2 separate regions of the Homo sapiens genome follow, and region 1 is linked to region 2. A link is an interaction called in ENCODE POLR2A ChIA-PET data of the cell type or tissue named here. Cell type or tissue: HepG2. All regions are shown on one strand. Links, peaks and the distances in the headings refer to the core of each region. The heading gives the core; the rest is flanking DNA. Region 1 has its middle 64 kb from the start of MKKS. Region 2 overlaps SLX4IP (SLX4 interacting protein).

What was found. ChIA-PET counts read pairs that join two places held together with the same protein. Peaks named below come from ENCODE experiments on the same cell type or tissue, not always from the same donor. Only the 100,000 strongest peaks of a DNase experiment are listed, where the experiment ranks them.
Region 1: POLR2A ChIA-PET joins it to region 2 with 7 read pairs; 2 of 35 experiments call an interaction of 5 or more read pairs at or near these places.

Annotation. Positions count from the first base shown.
Region 1 is chr20:10,367,941-10,372,338 of GRCh38, reverse strand. No RefSeq gene overlaps it. Among named protein-coding and RNA genes, the nearest start is that of MKKS, 64 kb to the left of the region's middle. In HepG2, for the core only: no CTCF peak of the experiment used is centred there; DNase peaks (open chromatin) are centred at 1,788 and 3,502; H3K4me3 peaks cover 1,822 bases.
Region 2 is chr20:10,564,542-10,568,939 of GRCh38, reverse strand. All of the region lies in intron 4 of SLX4IP (SLX4 interacting protein), which reads right to left. Among named protein-coding and RNA genes, the nearest start is that of MIR6870, 83 kb to the left of the region's middle. In HepG2, for the core only: no CTCF peak of the experiment used is centred there; DNase peaks (open chromatin) are centred at 689, 2,499 and 3,129.

The sequences.
Region 1 (4,398 bases), core at 188-4,187, 200 kb after region 2:
CTGATGAAATAAGTGGATAGCTGAGGAGAAACATGACTGGACAAAAAGTGCATGATCTAGTAATAAACTGAGGAGGAAATTCAGCAAAGTCTCTTTGTTCAGCTTCTTCTTGGTCTCTCTGTGTAGCATTCCTTTCCCCAGGACATCTGTCATATGAGAGTATTATGATCTACTTTCAGGAAAGGTAGGTCATAAGGTCTTATGGCTTGCTTTGGGGAAGAAAAAGGGGTGAGAGACAGGATGGGGGGAGAAGATCAGGGAAACCTTCTAGCTTCTGAGGTCCTTCCTATCTCCTTCAGCTCAAAAATACTCAGTGTTCCAAAAAGTATCACAATACTTTGTAATACTGTGTTCTGAGTCCTGACCAGAGAAAGGGAGTAGTCCACATAAGAGAAGGTGTAAGCTATTTTCCTGAGATTTTTGGATGCAAAAAGATCTGACCTCTTAGTAAGTAGAGGATTTCAGTACTTTTTTAAAAAATTGGCACCTCCTTGAATGCAAGAACTATTTAATCTCTGTGTTCTCAAATTTTATCTATCTGGCATGGAATAGAAATTTAATAAATGTTGGGTGGATTATTCAATGAATAAATGGATGGATGGATAAATAGAAGATGGAGGTAGGAATGAATAAGGGATGGGTAGATGGATCAGTGGGTCAATGGATCAACAGATCAAAGGATAGATGAGCAGGCAGATGACACAAACTCTTGCATTCAGCTGCTTCCTGTTTAAATGACATTTGTCTCTAACCATAAAGATGATTCTACACTAGTGGATCAAAAGACTCAGATAATTTTGACCTACAACTGAAAAAAATCTTTCAAACAAACTATAAGACATTTTCACTTTTCTTTATGCTACTTCTACAGGTTCAGTCACTGGAAAACTTTCTATATTGGAAACTAAAGTTCCCTGTCATGCAATTCAAAACTAGACTGTGAAACAAAAGCTGATTATTAATTTCTTGGTCTAATCTTTATATGTATTTGGTAGGGAAAATGATAATTATCTTCATTATATAAGTGAAGCAAGTCAAAATATCATGCTTTGTGAATTCCAAGATGCTCATTTTTTCCCTCACATTTTAATATCTCTGAAATAAAGATGTATCTTCACACATCAATGGTGTTTTAGTATTGTGTCATAGTTTAATTGGCAGCATTTTTTCTCTCCTGGTGGCATTTTTTAAATGGTTTATTTGATAAGCATTGGTGTCTTAGAGCCATGAAACAAGATCAATAATTATCTCAACGTGTCAAACCCAGTCTATGGTGGAAGTGGGACTGGAACTAAGATTTCCTCAGTTTTTAACCAGTGTTTTAAAGACTAGATGAAATTTACACTAAAAAATGGAGCCCTTGGCAAATTGCTTTTATACCATACCTTATAAATTTAAAGAAACTATCATTCTCCTCTTCATGTCTCCCATTTGATGTTACAAGGGAAGAAATGTTGAGTTTCAGAGACAATATCTTATGATAATTTTCCTGCAGCTGGTACCTCGCCTAATGTTGCCAAATATAGCAAATAAAAATACAGGAATGTTCCACATGTTGGATATGTTGGGGTTCATAAAACAACACCCCTAAATATGGCTCTTTGGCGTGCAGAACAAAGGAAGCAGCCTCAATATCTCTCTGATCTCACCAACCACCCCGATCCTGTCTCTCAACACTTCTCACAAAGCACAAGATGAGGTTATTCTCTGAAATTCCCTTATCTGCCTAGAAACCAGACATACCAAAAAATTGCACAATTGCCTTTGATTTCTTCCCTGAAATTCATCAACCAGAGAAGAGATAAACTCATATCACAGAGAAAGAGACTGAACATTAAACACCATGTCTAGAGCCCAGGCAAACTTTGTCCCAAACCATTGTTTGTTCTCAGGTCCCAATCAATTTCCAAAGAGAATCATTTACAAGATACTGCCTGCCACCCAGGTCCATTCATTCCGCACTAAAAATTATTCACTCCTATATCCCCATCTCCTCTTCCCCTATGAAGACGGGCATATATGCATCTGGACCTCACTGGGTTATTTGAGTAATCATCCTCCAGAATTCCCCTGTGCTTATGCATGTTAAATAAGTTTGTATGTCTTATTCTCCTACTAATCTGCCTATTGCCAGCTAATTTTCAGCAAACCTTTGGAAGGCACACGGAGGGGAAGCCTTCTTTTGTCCCGTATATTTGGAACAGACGCTGAAAAATAATGTATTGTTAATCTGAAATTCAAATTTAACTGAACATCCTGTATTTAATCTGGCAACCCTAACCTCACCCAACTTTCACAAGAAAGGAAATCAACAGACTGGTTTAACTTTCCACAAGATTCCACAAGAGTGCCAAGCAGGGGAGCTGGGCAGGGAGGTTGGGGCTTCTCCAGTGGGGTGGAAGGGCATTGTCTGACCCATGATCTTGGGAGCTCCGCTGATTCATTTCTTAAGATTCGTGCTGGAAGTGTGCCAAAACTCATTTCGGTTGAATGCTAACTGGCCTAGTGTTTAAATAAATATCAGACTGAAGCCAACTATCACCAACTTAGAAGGAACTTCCGGGGTAGACTGTTCTCTTTTAAAACTCATAGGTGGAATGGAATTTAATCATGAAATAAAAATACAGTTTTTAAAGGTTATTTTAATGTCATGAATAATAATCTAATAATTCTGCAAAGATTTCAAATATGTTTTACATATAATCCTTTTATTCTGCCTTCCATTCTTATTTAAAATTGTGTAAACATTTGTTGGTTCAAAAAGGATGGAGTGTTCCTAAAGTTATCTAGTAGAGGCATTCTCTCTTTGTAACTTTATTTTGTAGAGACAGGGTCTTGCCCCATTGCCCGGGCTGGAGTGCAGTGGCACCATCACAGCTCAGTGCAACCTGGAACTCCTGGGCTCACGTAATCCTCCTGCTTCAGCCTTCTGAGTAGCTGGGGCTACAGGTGCATGCCACCACACCTGGCCAAGACATTCTCTTTTACTAGATTTCTATTAGCTGCTGATCTTGCTTGACTTAACTACTTGAAAGCTTTAAATTATTGATTTTGTAGGTAAAATCCTCAGCTTTCACAATCACTAATTATAGTAGCACTTTAAACTCCTACAATAATGAATATATATTTATACTCCAACTTACTGATAGCATTTTAACATATAAAGGTTACAAGGAGATTTTTCACACCAGGTTATATCTAAATGATCTAGATGCTTACCTCTATTCAAAAATGAATATTCAGATATTAATGATAGATCTGAAATATGTACAATAATTATATATAAATAAAAATAAAAATAAATAATACTCCTGAAAGAATGGCATGCTTGTTTTATTTAATTTTTTCTTGAAAACACTGAAAATGTGGTCCTGCATCAGCCGCATTACTTGGGAGGAATTCACAGGCTCTCAGGCCCACTCCAGGCTTTCAAAATCAGACCCTCTGAGGGTGGGGCTGTGTTTAACTAGCCCTGCAGGATACGCAAGTTGAAGTTTAAAAAGCCCTGACCTTGCAACAGAAGGACCTGGCAGCTGGTTAGAAATGCTGGATCTCAATCCCAACCCAACCTAAGGAACTGGAATCTGCATTTTAACAAGATGCCCTGGTGATTTGTGTGTACCGGTAAGTCTGAGACACGCTGCCCTAGAAAATACTGTAACTGAAAGTTGTGTTTTATTCGCTGTCTCTAACCAGCTGATGCTGATGAGGAGCCTTCTAAGTAGGAGGTAAATGGGTACCATCCCTCTGAAAAACCCAGTCTTTTATGAAATCCACACCAAACCCATTCCTGGAACTAAGTTCTTATCACCTGCTTCAGACACATCAAGTTTGCCAAGGCTGGGCATGGTGGCTCACGCCTGTAATCTCAGCACTTTGGGAGGCTGAGGTGGGCAGATTACCTGAGGCTGGGAGTTTGAGACCAGCCTGACAAACATGGAGAAACCCCGTCTCTACTAAAAATACAAAATTAGCTGGGTGTGGTGGCGCACGTCTGTAATACCAGCTACTTGGGAGGCTGAGGCAGGAGAATCATTTGAGCCCAGGAGGCGGAGTTTGCGGTGAGCCGAGATTGTGCCATTGCACTCCAGCCTGGGTAACGAGAGGAAAATCCGGCTAAAAAAAAAACAAAAAACCTAAAATTTGCCAAAAGACTAATATTTTATTTTCTCTTCTTTCTGACCTGATGACGCCTCTCCCCAGTGTGTTGAGTTGCATTCCCCATCCACCCCCTTACTTTACCACTAGGAAAAAGATCTGATGTGTGAGGGTCAGAGTCCTGTAGACAGCTAGAAATTGACTTTTAAGTTTGAACTCTAGGTTAAATATTGATTGATTTTGATCTCTCAACCTAACACAGTCTTTGGGAGAAATTATTTGTGTTTAACCACTCTTATG
Region 2 (4,398 bases), core at 323-4,322:
GCTCTGAGATAATTCTTGGGTTCCTGATTATTGCTGTGATCCACCAGAGGGTGACATCTAGAAATGTGGCTTAAATTCATCTCACGAAGGGCACAGCATGACTGTAAAAATCTGCAGTTGTCTTCCCAGTTGCTGAGTGTATCCTTGGGATAGGTTTATTCTGCAACTGACAGAATCCACAGTTGGAATTCATGTTTCAGGGAGTGAGAACTATTACAGTAATTATGGGCTAGGTGAAAGTTTCTGGAACTTCTCCCATCCCACCAAAATTGTAAACTAAAATCAGTATTAATCCCTAGGAGATCAAAGAGATCTGCCGCCATGAGAAACCTGAAACATCCATGAGCATCTTTCATATGGTCTTATCTCACTTTCCTCTTTGGTAAAGCAGAACACAGATGAGTCTTACAGAATGATGGAAGGTTAATATAAGTTTAATTAGCCAGAGATTCTTCCAGAGGCGATCTCTCAGCTGGAGAACTACAGCACCTAGCATCAGTACTACAGAGGCAGCAAAATCTGTTTTTTTCTATCTCAGTGAACAGCGAACACAGAAGCAGGTTTCTATCTACTGGCAGAGAAAGTCACGCAGCTTCACTGTTTTGCCTCATTGCTCTGTTGACATTCTGCTTCAGTGACACTACTGAATCTACAGGGAACTTCATTATCTCACTATCTTGCAGGACATTGTTCTGGTCTACCACACCAAAGGCATTATGATAGGACTTACACAGCACAAGGTGGCGTGTATTCTAGCTGTCATGCTAAGACACAGGCATGTCAGATGGTGACAGATAAAGCCTTTCAAAATACAGTTTCTGAATGTACAATGGCCTGGTGCACAGGAAAAAGCTCATCTAAAAGGAAAGTCAAGTTTTTTACACCTTGTACCCCTTACTACTAAGAAATAGGCACAAACATCAATGAGTATGTCTGTGTGTTTCTCTGACCACTATGAGAGACCTGAAAAGGCAATAGCTTCACTCGCCAGTTATGAACAGATAAAAATTTGTGCCTAATCAGTGGCACTGCCCAATGGGATGGTACTAGCCAGAAGTGAATGAATGTGATGATATAACCTCACTCAGGGTGGAAAAGAAAAATCTGTCCAGTGAGCAGACTGTTGAGTGGTATATTTTGGGTCTATGTGGCCTATAAGGAGAGATGGCCTGAGAAACAAATATATACTGATTCACTGGCAGTGGTTAATAGTTTGAAGAGAGGGTCATCAAGAACTGGTGACATAAATATTTGGGGAAAAGTTATATAGAGTGTGAGAATATTTATACATTTTGTGAAAGTTCTCCAAAGAGCCCTGTCTTAGTCTATTGTGTTGCTAAAACAAAATACCACAAACTAGAATAAAGAATAGAAATTTACGTCCTCACAGTTGTGGAGGATGAGAAGTCCAAGATCAAGGCACCAGGCACCAGCAGGTCTGGCGAGAGTCTGATCTCTGTTTCCAAGATGGTGCCTTGAACACTGAGTCCTCCAGAGGGAAGGAATGCTGTATCCTCACACGGCAGAAGGAGGAAGGGCAAAAAGGCCTCCATCAAGCCCTTTTAAAACAACATTAAACTATTTATGAAGGCTCTGCCTTCATATGCAAATACTTTCCCCACCTTCTAACACTATTGCATTGGGGACCATTTCCAATGTGTGAATTTTGGGGGATACTTCACACCACAGCAAGCCCCATTCAGGAGAGGTTCTTATAATGAGTAAGACAAGGTGACATACCCCATGGATGCTGGCTGGCCTCTTTCCCTAGCTGCCAAAGTACCTGCTCAAAGGGCTCATAAGCAATGTGGCCATGGAGGCATGGATGAATGTTCTGCTAGGGCTCAACACAGACTTAACCTACCCAAGACTGAGCTCTGCCAAATGCCCAATTTGCCAGCAATAGCAATTAATCTGAGCCTTGCCACCAACTCTCATTTCATAGGGAGATAGGCCAGTGATGGTGGGTAGATGACATTTGACCTCTTTCATCACAGAGGAGCCAATGCCTTATCTTCACTAAAATGGAGCTTTCTTCTGGATTTGGATGTGCCCTGTATGTCTGCCATGTTTCTGCCAGCCACATCATCCACAGACTTCAGGAAGGCCTCACTTGCCATCACCACCACTGCGATTCTGACAAAGCAGCTCATTTTACAGGAAACAAAATAAGACAGTAGGCTTGTAAAATTCAATGGTCTTACAAACAATCAAGCACAGCTCAACTGCAGCTGGCCTTACTCAATGGTGGAAAGGTCTATTGAAAACTCAGTTGTGATGCAAATTATGAGGCAGGACCTTGTAGAACTGGAGTAAGGTCCTAAGGGATGCAATATAGGCTCCGACCAGCAGAACATGTGCTACCTTGGCCAGATACATGGTTCCTGGAACGAAGGACTGGAAAAGCGAGGTGACCACCTCAGCAAACGTTTACGTTCCATCCCCATGACTCTGCTTCCTTAGTACTCAAAGGATGATTATAACACAGATGATAACAATGAATCGGGCTGAAAGTTCAAAGTACCATGTGACTGTTTCAGGCTCTTTATGGCAATATACAAACAGGCCAAAGGGGAGTTGAAATGCTGGCTCATGATGAGATGAATGGAGGGAGAGAGGTATATAGACAAAAAAAAAAAAAAAAAAAAAAAAAAAATGTAATCAGTTCTACCTGGTGAAACATACCCAGTGCTAAAAGTTAACTAAAACAATGGCAATCTCATCAAGGCAGGACCACTGGCAGCTCAAATCCTGGGGGAATGAAGGTAAAGAATGCTAATCAGATGAGTTACAGGCGAAGAACACAGGGAATACAAAATAAATAGAGGAGGGAAGATACAAACATCAACTACTTATTTCACAGTTACAGAAATTAGAATGGTAGCATCTACCTACCTCACTGTCCTTTGCTGCATCATGTATTTATTTATACATCAGTTACTTTTTTGGCTGTTTCCCTACTATTTTATTTAAGGTTTGTTGGCAGTAGTTCACTTCATTATTTAGTTGAAAAGTTAACAAATATGGGCTGGGAATGAACTAGAAGGGGAGTAAACATCACTTAGAAGTCCTGGACTTGGAGCTGGGACTTGAGACTCTGGGTCATCTCTTTTGAAGGATATGTGGTGAGCACATTTCCTTTGTAGTTGGGAAAGTCAGGCTGTTAGGCAATAGCTTGTTGTTACTGATTAGAAGCTCATGGAAGAAGGAAGCCAAGAGGAAAGTTATTAGTGGATATTTGTAACTTGTGTCCACCCACTCAAAATTGTTGACCATCATCCTATGTTTTGATGACTTTCCACATTTTATAAGTGTCACTTTCCCAAGGTAAAAGCCAAACATTTTGCCTCCCCTGACTCACTTGTAACTAGGAGACAACCATGAAATCTAGTTTTGCCTTGTGGTGGACTCAAAAGGGAAAAAACAGCACAAGGCTGTGGCCACAGGCCGGGCAGTCAGTCTCTGCAGGGTGGGGCAGAGGATGAGGCTCGGCAAAGCTTCTGATACGTGGTCCTAAGCATCACAGGGAGCATGTCTCAAAGCTGTCCCCGACTCATGGCTGAGGCTGTTTTGCGTAGCTTCACAACAGGGCTCTCCAGCACTCCCCGAGATCCTATGAGCTATCTAATATCTTTAATCAACTTCTTCTCTGCTTAAGAGCCAGACCCACTCTGGCTAGTCTCAAGCAGAGAAAAAGTGAAATAAAGAATGTCAGGCAACTAAGGTTCCTGACCACAGAGGGTTTCAAGCTGGGAGCTATCACATTTTTGCCTTCAAAAGGCCACTCTGGCAGCAGAGGTGTGGATGAATTAAGAGGAAAATCACAGGCTGTGGCATTAATTTAAGAGCTGATCAAGACGGGCCTCGACCAAGGGAGTGACAAAAGGAAAAAAAAAATTAGGAGGGAAAAGGCAAAAACCACAAACCTAAACTATAAATATGCAGTTCTGTCAGTAAACACATAAAAACACACAGATAAATAAAAATCAAAAAGCACAATATCTCCTTTTTTGATTTTTGGACTGTCAGTCTGGCAAAAATTAAAAACACTGGTAATACCCAATATTGGCAAGGTTAAGAGGAAAAAACATTAGTGAGGCAGAATTGATGGGAATTGACAGTCAAGTCTTTAAAAAGCCTTATACCATTAATTTTTACTGATACTGAAATAAATTTTCAGTAACTCTTAAAAACAATGAGGCTATTGGCAATGTCTGTACTATGCTGTTCTTTGACCAAGTTTGTGAGTAATTTTCATACTCCTTTATATCATATAATTGGAAAAACAGCCTCCAAGTCATTTATGCAAATTGTTTATAAAGAAATCTCAAAGCATAAAAAATATTAATATTATTATAGCAATGAGCAAAGTCACCAGCCTAGAGACTTCAGCTTATC